Regions from separate parts of the Homo sapiens genome. Here all the other regions are linked to region 1. A link is a contact called in ENCODE Hi-C or POLR2A ChIA-PET data. All regions are on one chromosome and are shown on one strand. Each heading gives the region's core, a stretch centred on a gene start or an enhancer-like site at or near the end of the contact. The rest is flanking DNA. Distances are from core to core; before and after follow the strand shown.

What was found. Hi-C counts contacts between places; a loop is a spot of excess contacts on that map. ChIA-PET counts read pairs that join two places held with the same protein, here RNA polymerase II (POLR2A). Pooled maps may share reads with other maps.
Region 2: a map of endothelial cell of umbilical vein shows a loop between it and region 1 (3-fold over the local background). The contact joins two enhancer-like sites. A Hi-C loop is called at or near these places in 4 of 168 maps with a recorded cell type or tissue (ascending aorta, dorsolateral prefrontal cortex, endothelial cell of umbilical vein and 1 more) and 1 of 50 pooled maps.
Region 3: a map of ascending aorta shows a loop between it and region 1 (2.3-fold over the local background). The contact joins two enhancer-like sites. A Hi-C loop is called at or near these places in 3 of 168 maps with a recorded cell type or tissue (Calu3, ascending aorta and esophagus muscularis mucosa). POLR2A ChIA-PET finds 5 or more read pairs at or near these places in 3 of 52 experiments (AG04450, GM10248 and HEK293).
Region 4: a loop to region 1 is called in a map of endothelial cell of umbilical vein, with 1.8 times the contacts of the local background. The contact joins the promoter of KCNAB1-AS1 here to the enhancer-like site in region 1. A Hi-C loop is called at or near these places in 2 of 168 maps with a recorded cell type or tissue (aorta and endothelial cell of umbilical vein) and 1 of 50 pooled maps. POLR2A ChIA-PET finds 5 or more read pairs at or near these places in 1 of 52 experiments (Panc1).

What each region holds. Positions count from the first base shown.
Region 1 is chr3:156,302,535-156,306,271 of GRCh38, forward strand. The region is part of intron 1 of KCNAB1 (potassium voltage-gated channel subfamily A regulatory beta subunit 1); the gene reads left to right. Among named protein-coding and RNA genes, the nearest start is that of KCNAB1-AS2, 77 kb to the left of the region's middle. Within about 2 kb of position 2,122, at least 3 of the 41 ENCODE cell types and tissues checked have a DNase peak (open chromatin) inside an H3K27ac peak, as active enhancers do; they include endothelial cell of umbilical vein, where a contact is called at or near this core.
Region 2 is chr3:156,487,509-156,491,245 of GRCh38, forward strand. The region is part of intron 8 of KCNAB1 (potassium voltage-gated channel subfamily A regulatory beta subunit 1); the gene reads left to right. Among named protein-coding and RNA genes, the nearest start is that of KCNAB1-AS1, 42 kb to the left of the region's middle. Within about 2 kb of position 2,008, at least 2 of the 41 ENCODE cell types and tissues checked have a DNase peak (open chromatin) inside an H3K27ac peak, as active enhancers do; they include endothelial cell of umbilical vein, where a contact is called at or near this core.
Region 3 is chr3:156,148,743-156,152,479 of GRCh38, forward strand. The region is part of intron 1 of KCNAB1 (potassium voltage-gated channel subfamily A regulatory beta subunit 1); the gene reads left to right. Among named protein-coding and RNA genes, the nearest start is that of KCNAB1, 30 kb to the left of the region's middle. Within about 2 kb of position 1,934, at least 8 of the 41 ENCODE cell types and tissues checked have a DNase peak (open chromatin) inside an H3K27ac peak, as active enhancers do.
Region 4 is chr3:156,445,097-156,448,833 of GRCh38, forward strand. It overlaps KCNAB1-AS1 (KCNAB1 antisense RNA 1), which reads right to left and starts at 1,840. Exons shown (of 3, transcript NR_046618.2): 1 at 1,689-1,840; 2 at 938-1,000. All of the region lies in intron 2 of KCNAB1 (potassium voltage-gated channel subfamily A regulatory beta subunit 1), which reads left to right.

The sequences.
Region 1 (3,737 bases), core at 872-3,371:
TGCTGAGTGCTGGGGATTTTCTCTGAGTAAGGCTACAGCTTGGGTTTTGAATCAGAAATAAAACTCTCATTTACATTGTGTGGCTACAGTGTGGTAAAGTTTAAAGTTTTATCTTGGCCTTTGCAATTATTATTACAGCAGCTACTATCTGAATCTGCTCTGCTTCCCTCAGCCCCTCACTAACACCTACGAGGAGTATCTCTTTTTTCTTTTTTTGCTACCAAGACCTAAGTACAAACTAAATTAAGGGGTCAACATTAATTGAAAATCAATGGACAGCCACAAAGACCAAGCTGTAATTAAAATGCTCATGACTTAAAAATATATCTACCTCCAAATTTCATGACTGTAATCAGTGAGATATGGGAATAGAACTTCTTTCTAGCACTTGGGATCATGGGAGATGAAGCAGCGCATTCCCAGTGCATCTGGGAGGCTCTGTTCACATCACAGAATAGACCTTAACCCTTCCATAAAACTCACGCTGTCCCTGCTTTGTTCACATTGTCATAGCAGTGTTGTGGAGGAGAAAAGAAGGAGTTTATTATGACACACATTTTCAAATGTTTTAAATCTGATGTAGTTTCCCCTCTGTGAAGTTCTGTCTCACATGCCAATAGAAAAGCCTGGGTGTTCCCCAGTTCTTTCCAAAGACCTACAGCTCTCTTATCACTGCCTAGAATACTGGGCTTTGAAGGTTATACTCTTGATTTCAAATCATTTAAGTCTATATACTCTCTCTTGGCATGCAAGCAAAAGTACCAGATTGCATTATATCTGGGGAGAAATATTAGTGGTTACAAATCAAAGTGAGTTAGGAAAAGAGTTTTCTGGAAATTCAGAAATCAGGAGACTCAAGAGTTAAAACTCAACCTTTGCCTATAATTTAGTCTCTTGTGGCCAGATATTGTTTCCTGGAGGCTGTAAGAGACACAATGCTTGAGTAAGATGGAAATGAGGAAATGGCTCCTGGGGGACCTTGCTGATTGTGAACTCTGCTACCACCCTGACCTATAGTCTGGGAAGCAAAGCATGGGTTAGAATGCAATAATGGAGGAAGTCATTCTAAAATAGGGATAGGAGGATATTGCTCTAGAACCCCTCACAGGGCTAGGTAACTCCCCATGCACTTTCAGCTAGGTGGCATCATCTTTATATAGATAGGGCAGTGTATTTAGAGTCAACAGTGCACATCAAGCCCCTCTAGTACTACACTGAGGATAGTAAGGGGAAGAGCCTGACCTACTTTGCTGTCTTCCAAATTACTATCACCAGGGTCTGTATTCTGACTTAGAAAAGACATTTTGCTTGGGCCTAATGCAAATACAACAATGAAAATGTTGGTTCATGTTGACAGTAGAAAAGAAAAATAAGCAAATCGAAGTCTGCATATTTATTCTGCAGATGGATTCTGCCTGATTACAAGTCATTGATGATCATTAATGAAGCAAATGTGATGAGGTTAGTGTTTTTCAATTTCATTTCTTAGCAGCAAGGCAGTACTATCACACGACAATATCACTGAGAAAGTATTTGGCCTTACTTTAATAATGATTAATTTTAGAAATAGAACATTCGTAAAATGTTAGTTTATCATTTTGCTTGTTAGTATTCATGTTAAGGATATTAGCACAGTCTCTACTTATTTTGAGATAGAAATACTTTGGGGACAGGGTTTGACAAAAGACAAATGCTAATTATCAGAATGTCTGAATAACATTCTTTGCCAGTAAAATCATTCTTTATGCTGATTACCTCATGTCAACATCCAAACTAAGGGAATGAATAGTTTAACTACTATTATTTTATCCTTGAGAAAAACTCTGAAGGGGGAAGCAAGCGATGTTATGCCCATTTTAAGTTACCGCAACTGAGGCACAACATAAACAGAACTTAATGGTATATTATGTAGTCTAAATTATTGGACTTTTGATATCAATTCTAAGTTCAGACAGCTTCTGGCCTACTTCCTGTTATACTGACCAGCGTATGTTTATACTAATAGTGACTCAGGATTAAAAGGAATGTAATATTGGCAAATGACATTTCTGAACAAGGTTTTAATTTCCCTTGTTGGCATGTGGCAGTGGAATGTCCCCCATAATTACTCTGCTGAGAAAACCAGGGCAGAGGCAGGACTGGAGCAGTGTGGTGGTACAAAGAACATGCACTAAAGAGTTCAGGACTGATGCCAGAATCCAGAGGCTAACGGAAGGTTCAGCAGCCATTGCGGTTTTTTGTTTTTGGCAGTTCAAGCTATTAGAAATCTGCCTCAAGGGAGGAATAAAAGCATCATCAGGTGTTAATAGGTAAATTAATATCAAGCTTAAAGAAGTAAGAGATACTTTGAAGATGATTTTTATGGCAAGTATTTATCCTACATGTTTAGTCCATAATTTATATCGAGTATGTGAATGTGTGTGTGATGTGCGCTAAGGTGCACACACATACATGAGGTCATAGGGGTGAATGGCTCGGTGGAAGCATGGCATACTAGCTAAAGGGACTCGAGTATCAGTTTACTTCACTTTGTCTTTACTACCAGTATCTGTAAGATGGACTTGGTAATCTTTTTCAAGAGTTTCAGGATTGTTTTCATAATTGCAAGCGACCATATACCTGAAGTACCAATTACTATCCATTAAAATTGTCATTAATATCAGTATTAGCATAGAATGGGACAAATAGACAAGAAAAAAATTAAGTTCTGTGAACATATGATATCTTTGCAATAGGTCTTGTTATTTAGCTTTGTATGTGCATGGCTTCAAAATATTCCTGTTTTAATCATCCCCAGTCCTAGCACGGTGGCTTGGTATGTTGTAGGTGATCAATAAAGGATTGCAGGATGGATGAATGGATGCATGAGTGATCCAGTTTTCATAAGCTTCAAAGTCTTCTGTGGGATTGCATTACAATACAACCCTTTTGCTTTCCAGTGCAGGCTTAATTCTCTATGAGACTTGTCCTCTTCACATTCACGATGGGCTTCTTTCCTTTGGAAATAGGAATCCTATCTGTTCTTGACCTTGGTTACTGAATAGCCTGACCTATCCTTGGTGTCCCCCAAATTATTCTGCCATAATGACTGGAAACTAATAGTTGTACACAGTTTCTGTTATATCTACTTACACCCAGCCTTGTTCCAGAAAAGAATTTAAGGTGGCTCTCAAATTTGCATAGGTTACAAAAGAAAAGAAACCTAAAAACAACAGAGACAGGAGTCAAGGATGCTTGTGACAATTCATCCTACTATTTAGACACTAAAGAGCACACATGTCCTCAAGAAACATTTCCTGGTCATTGTCTGGGTAGTTGCAAAAGAGAAAGTGGAGCTGTGTGTGGGGTCCTTGGGAGACAATTGTGCAGGGACTGCTTGAGTCTTTGTTTTTGTTGGTCTGCTAAGAATGTGGGTCAGCATAAGGTAGCGATTCCTGAACTTATCACTTGATCCTTTACAAAGAGGGGGCAATGGAAGCAACATGGCTTGTGAAACTGTATTCCTTAAAGTAGTGAACAGATCAAGTAACAAAAAGAGAATATCTGCGTGGAAGCTATACAGTGGGGGCAAGTTATTGATATTGATACTTACAGGTTAGTATTGATCAATTAAAAAAAGTGATGTAACTATTCCAAAACTCTTAGAAAAACATGGATTTTGAGTGTTGATCTGATGTGGTGCACAGAAGGAGCTGAGTTTTCCCTGTGTGGCATGTTCAGTGACTCTGGCCTTTTCT
Region 2 (3,737 bases), core at 758-3,257, 180 kb after region 1:
AGCTCCAGTGAAGCCAATCATACAAAATTGCTGATAATTAAATAAGATACTTTTAGACTTAAAATTTTGACAATCCAAATATAGTCAGCTCAGAATTTGCTTATTCAAGAAAACCATTTTGTTTGTTTTTAAGGGCCAGTGGATGGAACAGTTTGTACAGGGAAGCAGTAGGAAGGGAAAGAAAGCTTAGTGTTAACCAATATTCTTCTGTATTAAGGGCAAAAAGGAAAGCATTGTATCATCGCCTTTGAAACTAGAAGCAAGTTTGGTAATTAAACAAACCCAATAACCACTTTAAAATGAATGTTTTTATCTAATGAGATAGGAGATAAACCCATCTGACAAGAGAATTCACATAAAACTTAACAAAAAGCCAAAAAAGGGAGATAAAAAAAAAATAAAAAATGGGTAAGAGGAAAGAATGAAATTTTGTTTCTCTCATCCCTACTCTCTTCCTGAGCAGAGATCAAATGTTGCAAGACCCTGTCTCAAAAACCCTACGTAATGCATTTTAAATGTCACCATATAGTACTCAGATGACCCACAGAAGAACATGACATAGTATAAACACTCAGGTGCAAAACCTGGCCTTGTGCATTTATTCATATCCAACTAATATTTATTGAGTGTCTACTGTATACCACAGCATACATAGGATTTATTAGAGAACAACATAGACAAAGATCCCAGCCCCTGTTGGGCACATTCTTTCTGGCAGGAGAGATAAGAAACAATAATATAACAAAAAGTTAAATTGTATAGAATATTAGATGTTGATGGGTGCTATAAAAAAAAAAAAAAGAAAAACTAAAGCAGGGAAATTAGAATGGGAATGCTTAGGAAGTTGGAGTTGGCCATTGAGAAGGTAGGGTTTGAGCAAGGACTTGAAGAAGTCAGGTGAATAGCCATAAGAGAGATAAGGAGACTACTTCTGGCTGTAGAAACAGTGCAAAGGCCCTGAGATGGGAGCCTTCTGTCATGTTTGAGGAACGTCAAGGACATAGATGTGGCTGCAGCAGAGTAAGGAAGGGGGAAGGTAGAAGGAGACGAGTTTAGAGAAATAAGTGAGGCCAGATCTTTGGGCTCTCTGAATTTTTGACAAAAAAGTGACGTGACTTGACTTACATTTCAAAAGGATACCTCCTCCTTGGATTGAGAATACGTTATAGGGGCAGCCTTCTCAATAGCCAACTCCAGAGTCCTAAGCATTCCCTCCTTGGATTGAGAATACATTATAGGGGCAAATGTAGGAGCAGGGAGATATGTTAAAAAATGGTTATAGCAATCTAGATGAGAGAATAGGGTGCAGATGAGGGCACTAGCCGTGGACTGTAATGTGGTTCAGTTTGGATAAATAATGAAGTTAGAGGCAACGGAAGTTCCTGGTGAATTAGATATGAGCGTGACTGAAAGAAAAGAGTGAAGAATGACTCCAAGGTTTTAGGCCTGAGTCACCAAAAGGATGGAGTTGCCATCAGTTGATATGGGATTCATAGCTGATATGGAACCAGCTGTGGGGAAGCTCAGGGGTTTGAGTTTAGTCATCTTGAGTTTGAAATGTTTATTAGGTGGCCAAGTGAAGATGCTGAGTAGGGAGTTAGACACCAAAGCTGAAACTCCATCTTGGGATGAAGGCATAAATTTGGGAGCTGTCTGCATGCGAATGGTATTTCAACCCTTGAGAATTGATGAAATCACACAAGTAGTAAAAGCAGAAAAAAAAGAAGATATAGAAAGAAAGGACTGAGGACTGAGCTCTGGGACTCTCCAGTGTTAGGAGGTTGAGAGGATGGGGAGAAGCGTGTAATGTTCAAGAAAGAAATAAAGAAATCACATCAAAGAGGAAGAAGGGATCAACTATATCAAATGTTACCGATAGGTCAAGTAAGATGAAGACGGGATCAGCTATATCAAATGTTACTGATAGGTCAAGTAAGATGAAGACTGAACATTGTCTATTGGTGTTAACAATGTGGAAATCTTTAACAACATTGACAAGAGAGTTCTGGTGAAGTAAGAAGGGAGTGGGTGAGTAAAAGCCACTTAGCCTCTGACTCACAGTTTCCTAATTTGGAAAAAAGTAAGGAAACATCTGGAATTAGCAGGACAAAGTAAAAATGCTTCTACCCTTTCCTTTTAAAAAATAAAAAGCTACCCAATACACAACACAGAGACAAAGAAACAGAAATAGAAACTTCATTTCTCATGAAAGTGTCAGTGAACTGAAAACCTAGACCAATATGTATGAAAATGGAAAAGGGATGAGGATTATAAATGACTTAGCAGAACTGAGGAAAGATTTTTTTTAAGTGCCTGCAGATGAGTAACAACTTAACATGTACCACACAACCTCAGGATGGTTCATCTATTAGAGAATCCAATGTCACGGAAGATGGGGGTGAGGCAGGGACCAGGAACAAGGTAGTTCTTTAAAAGAGGATACAGAGCTACTAAAGCTCATGTCCCCAGGTCTGCAGTCAGTGTCCTGCCTTTCTCCTCCAATGAAGGAAGAGGAGTTTTATTAACTGGAGACATTGAGTTGACAGGCTCTAAGCTGAGAGATATCAGGCACAGAGCAAGGTGGAGCCAGGCTGCAAATAAAAAGACTATGAGACTTGAGACCCCAGACCCCTTCTCTCACCCATGTCCAGGTCACCAGCAGCCAGGTCACACCCTCCCCATGCAGAAGACAGAGTATCTCCTAGGAGACAATTAACTGTCCCAGGAAAAATTCTAACAGATATTGACATTGTTGTGGAAGAAAACCCTATTGAAAATTACAGCATGAATGGCACTAGTGGACAAACACCGTTCAAGCACAATTTTAGTGCTTTATTCTTAAATGTGAACTGAAACCCAAGGATCATCTGACATTCAAAGAAAGTCTCTAACAGGAAAAGAAGCTCAAATAAATAGAAAAAAGAAAACAGAGTAATGCAGAGAGATACAGAAATGTTCAAAGAAACTATAATATACTTGGTGATATAAGAGAAGGTACTACATCAATAGAACAGAAACGAGATGGAAAAGAGCAAGAACAACATAGAACTAGAAAAAGATTTTACATATTTAAAATACAATGGCTAATTTTTTAAAGTCAATTAGAATGCTGGACATTAAAGTTGAGAAAATATTCCAGAAAGTAAAAGAGAAAAAGGAATGGACAATAGGAGAGAAAAGATAAGAAAATAAGGTTCTGTCCACGAGTCCAACATCTTTTCAACTGAAGGATATCTTGAGAGAGAACAGATAAAATGGAGGAGGGGGAGTTATCGCAAAGCAATACAAGAAAATTTCCAGATCGGAAGAACACAAGTCTCCAGATGGAAAGTGCCCACTCAGTACCCAATACAGTGAATAGAGATTGACGCAAAGAAACATTATCATGAGATTTCACAACTGAAAAGAGAAAGAAAAGCATCCTAATACATTTCAGAGATTTAATTGAATACACACATGAAGGATCCAGAAAAAAGATTGCTGGATTCTCAACAGCAACATGGGGAACCAAAACACCATGAAGCAGGCCTTCAAAATTCTAAGCAAAAAGATGATGGGCAAACTACAAACCAAGGGTGAAGAAGTAATGTCATTTTGACTTTCCTGTCTCTCAAACACAATTTCTCCACAAGCTGCTGGAAAATATGTTCCACCAACACATAAAGATAAAGCCACAAAGTGGAAGCCATGGGATCCAATTCATTAAAGGGAGGAGAAGAATTTTCCAGATAATGGGA
Region 3 (3,737 bases), core at 684-3,183, 150 kb before region 1:
GAAGTGTGTGTCTATTTATAAAGGATAGAGGGACAGAAAATAAACACCTAAAATAGAATATTGCACAATTCTGAACATATCACCCTCCTTTCATCACTTGCTTTTTCATTTTCTTTCTTTTTTTTTTTTGCTGTTGCTATTAGGATCTACTCAGAAAGTGTTTGTTTTTCTTTCTTTTTATCTCACACATGGGCTCCTAATCAGCTTGGCCTCAGGAAGTGTGGGAATAAATAACTCTTCAAACGATGTAATACGAAGGTATCTTTTATCAACTGCTGCATTTCCAGTGCCTGGCATTGTGCCTAGAACAAAAATATTTGAGCCAGAATGAAATGAAAAGGACTGAAACTTCCACCAGCTTGCAGTGTCTCTCCCATTAGCTTGCCCCAGTGTCCGAAGATCTCCCTAGACTGGAGACATCAGTTCTCAGAGACTTCTGTTAAAAGGGGAGTGTGCTTGCTGAGTGGTGGCCACGCTAATCTAAGCTACTAGATGGTAGACCAAGAAGGAAACCGGACATAGTCCAAGCCTGACCTAAAATAAGAGAAAACAGGAAGGAAGCTTCCAGGCTAGATCAACAGAAAAGCTCGAGTATCCGAGCATGGTACATTACTACGGACTATCATAGAAGCAGGAGGGATGGAATTGAAAAAAAGGGGAAGGAAAACTAGAGAGAAACCTCACTTAGCTACCAGCTTTTCTCAGAGATGTCAGGGCAGAGAATTTGAAGGCATAAATGAGAGTTTTCATTGATCATTAAACAAAGACTCCAGAGATAAGTAGGAACAATTTTTCACCTGAACCCCTCTCTGTGGGTTCTGTCACAGTGCAAACATGATGTTCTAGCAGAAGGATTTAAAGACAAGCTCTTCCCTCCCTCCTCTCATCCCCTGCTTCCTTATCTACAAAATGAAGCTGAAAAACCCTACTTCAAAGGGTAACGCCATCCTCTCAAAGAGGCATATAGTGGATACCCAGGAAAGACTATCCCTCTTGCCCTTTCTCCTTTTCATAGTATTACAGGGTTGACATATGTGGAAGTTGAAAATTACATTTGTTCCTAAATTGCACTTACTTTCATCCTCCCAGGACCCTCCAAACCCCACCAAAAACACCCTTTCATCATGTGTTCTTGTGACCTGCCCTTTTCATGAGACACTTGGCACACTCAGACCTGCTTGAAAAGTATTAATAGCTAGAGCTGTGACTGTGAAAATCAATAGCCTAGAAAAATGCTACTCATGCAGGGGGTTGTATTAAAAAATGTCCACATGATTTATTTTAGATGACCTAATTTGGTAAGTCTCTGGGCCTGTGCTTATTTGCTGTGAGCTCTCTAGCTGTTTTTCTCCTTGCATCAATATTTCTGGAGGAAAGTAGATGACACCAAGATGGCTCAGGCTCAGGACGTATGTGATTACTTGAAACCTGAATAGGCTGCTGGTGAAGGGCTGTGGAGGCGTAGTGAAAGGGGCTTATTCAAAACAAACAGAACGTGTTATTTCCTATTGAATGGAATAGAAATTCTAAAATAAGTATGTTTTCAAAGTGTCAGTTTAGATAGAAAATGCTTAGAATTTAAGCAAGAGTGAGAGACGAGTGCTGCTTGGGTTTGAAATATTGTTGAGAGGGGCAGATATTCAATCTGTTTTGAAATTTCCACTTGGGGTTTTCCAGGATAAAAGTTGCTTTGTTTATGCAGCATGACGAAAATACTGGAAATTCAGGGCTTGAGAACAATACTGGGTTACAGGGATCCGTGCTTTCTTATATACAAGTTGTTGACAGCGGTTTCGTCTGAAAAAAAGTGAGCATTTTGAAATCTGATTTTCATGACCGAGGAGTAACTGTAGGCCAAAGATGTTTTCACCCAAGAGAAAAACAATTCCTGAATTTCCCTGCAGTGCCTTTGAGTGCCACTGGGATGTGCTATTTCATAAAGAAAAGGAAGCTCTTCTGTTGCCTGAAACGCTGCTAGCAGAAAACTTTATTCAGACAGTCCTAGACTCGAACTTAAATTTGAATCTATGTATTTACCTTGATTATGACAATGGGAAATTTTATATAGTGAGAAAAAAATTAAAAAGGTAAGACCAGCATATTCCTAAGGTTCTGAGAAGCCTAGATTCCATGGCAAGCCTATGTTATTATAACCTAACCCAGTTAGATATTTTATAGAGCAAATTTTCTATGTCTGGGAGTTTTCTAGCGTAGGGGGTTCTGAGCTACACCACAGACCTCTGGGCATGGCTGGTGAAGAAAGGAAAAGTAGACATCTCATCCCCTACCATCTTTCAGAGAATATTCTGTTGGTGTCAGCCCCACCTCAGGTGCAGGCACCTTGTTACACAGTTAAGATGGAGCAGACTGGAACGTGTGTGCTATCTGGACTGCACGGGAGAAGGCCATATCAAAGCCTGTCAATGCTCTCAGAACCATGGTCTTGTGGGCCTGGCTCATCACCAAGTTAGGAGATGGCCCTCCTCTGTACCCACTGTTTGTTTTCACATATCACGTGTCACCTCTCCACACTTAGAGCGAGTGCCTCCCATCCAGTGATTCCTCTTCCTCTCCTTATCTAGTTACCAACTAATTCTCCCTAAGTTTTAAAATATAGATGCTTTTTAATAGAGTGTCTGCAAAATATATCATCCAAAGAAATGAATCCCTAATGATGGGAGTACAGGTTATTTTTAGACAAACTGTCTAGTACTTAAGGCCAGAACTATTTTAAAATTTTTATCTGAAAATAATTTCAAACATAAGGAAAAGTTGCTAAAATAATATAAAGAACACATCTGGGCTATTTATTCCTTAACATATTGTTAACATTTTGCCCCATTTGCTTTAACTTTTGTTCATGCTCTCACATGCTCACTCCTTACAACCCACCTCTCCATTTATTTTTCCAAGCTTTTTAAAACTAAGTTGCACACATCATGGCTTTTTAGTCCTCAGTATCTCTTAATAGTTATGATATTTTCTTATCCCCAATACAATTAACAACTTTGGTAAAATTTACATAAATATGATATTTTAATCTACCATTGTATTCTAATTTTGTCAGCTGACACAATAATGCTCTTTGTGGCATTTTTTTACTCCAGTTGTACAGGATCAGTATTGGATGGCAATATTTTGTTGTCATATCTTTTAGGTCTCCTTCAATCTGGAACAGTTCAGGAGAAATTAATTTTAGTATAGGAAGGAGGTCAAAGGAAAGACTATGACTAATTGCAAGTCCGCCTTGGGTTGGGAGGTGGCGCTGTGGTGCCACACAATTGTTATGCCTGCAGGAAGGTCTCCTGGATATTGTTACCGTGTCCCTGACAACGACTGTGTCTCCCACAGCTACCCAGCGAGGGTTACCACGTTTTCTTCTGGAACTTTAGGCCCAAAGCTGAGGGATCTCATAGGCCTGCTGACCTTATTAGCCTACATAAATCCGGTCCCCTGTGTCCCTGTGCTCAGCACATCCCCTGAGGGTGGGTGTTAGTGGTAGGTGTGTTAAAAGGGAGTCACCAGGCGTTAAGAGGGGTAAGGCCCTCTGAGCACTGATGGACCACAGACACGGTTACCTCAGGATTGTCTAGCCCCTAAGTCAGGTGCCCATAAATGAGCTGGGTTAGGAAACCATCCCAAGAGGCTGAAGTGGCAGCCGAAGGAGAGGCCTGATACCAGCTGGATTCAGAGTGACGGGAGTATGGATTCTGGCCTTAGCTTCTGGTGAACCCACT
Region 4 (3,737 bases), core at 590-3,089, 140 kb after region 1:
ACCAACATGGCCAACATGGTGAAACCTTGTCTCTAATAAAAATACAAAAATTGGCCGGGCACGGTGGCACGCGCCTGTAATCCCAGCTACTCAGGAGGCTAAAGCAGGAGAATTGCTTGAACCTGGGAGGCGGAAGTTGCAGTGAGCCCAGATTGTGCCACTGCACTCAGGCCTGGGTGACAGAGCGAGACTCTGTCTCTGAAACAAAAACCAAAACAAAGCACAAAGGAAAAGGATGAGATGCTACCGGTATGAGAAGAATATAAACTGTGGTTCTCAACCCTGACTGCAATTAGAGTTATCTGAGGATCTTTTAAAAATACTGATGCCAGGATTCCACTCCCAGAAATTCTGATTTCACTGGGGTGTGGTGAGGAATCAGGTCAGCAATACCATTTATATCCCCCCAGGATATTCAAATGCGCAGTTGTGGTTAAAAACCTCTTGTTGAAGATAGTGAGGAAAACAACCAACGTTCCACAAATGCTCTCTGGTTAGAGACACTTTCTTAGTAAGGGTGAGAATGCTTACTGATTGAACAAGCAATTATTACTCACTTACCCTGTGCCAGGCTCCAGTGCAATGGCTAAAATTTAAAATTTAAATTAAACTTAAACTTAGTCCCTGATCTCAGGATAGTTGCAGTCTAATGAGGAAGTCACAGCCAAAAATAAACTATGCGGTTACAATATAGTGTGGTCAATATGGTAATAGCAGTTAGTTCAAAATGGTAGGAGAAGAGTAAATGGAATGACTTCTTCTCCTTTCAAAGAAACCATAGAATCATGAAATAATAGAGATGAAGGAAGCTCAAGGTTCCTAATTTTGTGCATAAGGAAACAAGAAATCAAGAGATTGGAGGTTTCTCAGAGTCACAGAGTTAATGCAAGAGAACCTAAAAAATTCTAATGATGTAGCAAGACATACTTTAACTCACCAGGGGAAGTGCTAAGAAACTATGGCTTAGCAGCACTGGACTCTGAAGCTGGAGTTCTGGGTCCTGAAAAATAAGTAGAATTTGGACATAAAGGCATGGGGAAGGTTTAGATTTTCAGTGGAAGGCTCAGCCCATAGCTCAAAGGAGAACATGCTCACCAGGGTAATGACCTGGAGCTTAAGGATCTCAGGTGGTGGCCAACAGCTTAGGGCTCCCTCCTCCACATCAACTCTAGTTTTGGGCTTACACCTATTTCTTGCTGGATACGCAATTTAGAGGGATGCTCCCACCTCCAGTTCCACTCCTCTTTGGGGGTTATACTATACAACTGAGACATTGAACATGTTAATTTTACCTGGTGTATTGCTTAATTTCAATGTGACCTAGGGTTTGAACCTCTTATCTTAAATTCTTTAGTGACGTAACAGATTAACACCTCAAAATAGATGAAATGTCTCTCAATTATGACTACATTTGGTCAGTCTTGACTATATTAAGCTGCAGTTCACATGTGCTCTGTTTACCAAACTTAAAATCATTAAATCTATATTGAAATGTGTTGAATTGGCTCTCCATTCTCCCCATACTCTGACCTTGGTGTTCTCCTAGAGGTTTCACCTTCTCTCACACCCTACACATCCTTTTACACCAGTAAATACTATTGCTTCCCCTTCAAAATTTATCCAAAATTCAACCACTCCTCGCCATCCTCACTACCACCACCTTGGACCAAACCACTGTCATGTCTCACCTGGATTATGGGAACAGCCTCCTAACTGGTCCCCCATGTTTCAGCCTCGCCTCTGCAGTCTATCCTTAGCACAATAGCAGAGTGTTCCTTTTAAAAGAAAGTCAGATTGTGTCACTTCTGTATTCAAAATTATTCACTAGCCTTTCCTAGGTCCTTCCTATGATTGACATGACATGATCTGGCCCCCATGAACCTCACCTTCTCTTCTCTGGCCACACTGGCTTCCTCCTTGTCCTTGCTCATGTTGAGCAAGCCCCTACCTCACTGCTCCCTGCAACTGGAACACTCTCCCTCCAGATAAGCGCCTGGTGAGCCCCTTCACTTTCTTTAGGTCTTTTCTTGAAAGCTCCTTTCTTAGTGAATCTTATCTGGCCACCCTATCTAAAATTTCAATACTGATTCCTAGACATTTCATATACTCTATCCCTGCTTTATAAAATTGATTCTCTAACATTCATCAGTCAACATTATGTATTTTATTTTACATTTTATTTATTTGTAAAATTAACATTTATAAACACTATATATTTAACTTATTTTTGTTATTCCTTTTTCTTTACCCATATATCTGTTTCACGATGGGAGAAATAATTACCAGTTTTGTTCACTGTTGCATCCCAATAAACTAAGTACAACACCTGGCACACGGTAGACTCAATAAATACTTGTTGAATGAAAAAGTGAGGAAATGTTAACTGTGGCATAATAAATATTAATATTATAATTGCATTTACATATTCTCTTCTTGATAGCTATAATAATATATTCAAACCATAGGGAGACCAACCTGCACTATAGAATTTTATAACCTTAAGATGATTTAGACCCAAATTAAGGGACATTCTACAGAATACTTGATGAGTACTTTTAAAAGTGTCTACATCATGAAAGACAGGGAAAGACTGAGGAAGTGTCACATATTGGAGTGGATTAAGAAAACATACAATTAAATGCAATGTTGGATGCTGCTTAAGATCCTGGAAGAGAAAAAAAGACAATGAAATTCCAAAAAGATCTATTGTATTAGTACTGTACCCATGTTAATTCCCTGGTTTTGATAATTGCACTATGGTGATGTAAGATATTAAAATGATCTCATCTAAATGTCTAAATATCCTTTATACTCCAAGCAAGGCAGTCATTTAAATGGTAAACATGTTTTTTGAATGAGTACGCAAGAAGTAATTACCCTGATAATCACCAAACGATAATGAGGTAACCAAGATAGATGTGTGTGGTGGGCAGTTTTCTTCTTTTTACCTTTCATCCATCATTTTTCTGTGCTATGGTAGATTTACTCCAAGGAACCTAACACAGGTTTTCAAAGCAAATATTCCTTGGTCCATAAAGGGGTTTAATCAGAAGACACAAAATAGTTCAAAGAGTTATCTTTATACTCTCCCTTCTTTTAAAAGGTTAGAAATAACAATTGTCAGTTTAGTAAAATCATCTTGTAAATAACATCCCACTAATTTGAGATTACACAGTGAAATAATTGTATGCCATTCTAGGTCTCAGGAAAGCATGTTCTCATTAGAGGGAGAAAAATGGTTAAGAAAACTGTCACAGAGGGTTTTTGAGAATCATATTAACTAACAAGTCACCTTAGTTCTTCTGGAGTGGAGCACAGTGGAAAATAAAATCATAGAAACAGAGTTCTTCTGTCTAGAAGGCTGTTGCCCCGTTCCTCTCCAGCAGGAGGGGATGTGTCCTGTCTGTGAGAGGCAACTCCTCCTCAGGAGTAGAAAGTGGACCCCACCTACACTGGGCCACTTACCCATCTGCTTGCTGGAGGCATTTCAGCCAAGGAGAAAGACTTTCCCTTGGCCTTTTTCCACAAAGGGGCATAGCTGGGTGGGTACCCAGGGATAGGGAGAAACATTTCAATCATCTAGAGACTAGAAGAACTAAAGATTATTGATAAGCATTATTCATTTTTCTATAAGTCATAATAAAGATGTTTGTTTGGTAGGAAATATTCATTTTTCTATAAGTCATAATAAAGATGTTTGTTTGGTAGGAAATTATCCCAAAATTTTAAAGATTAAT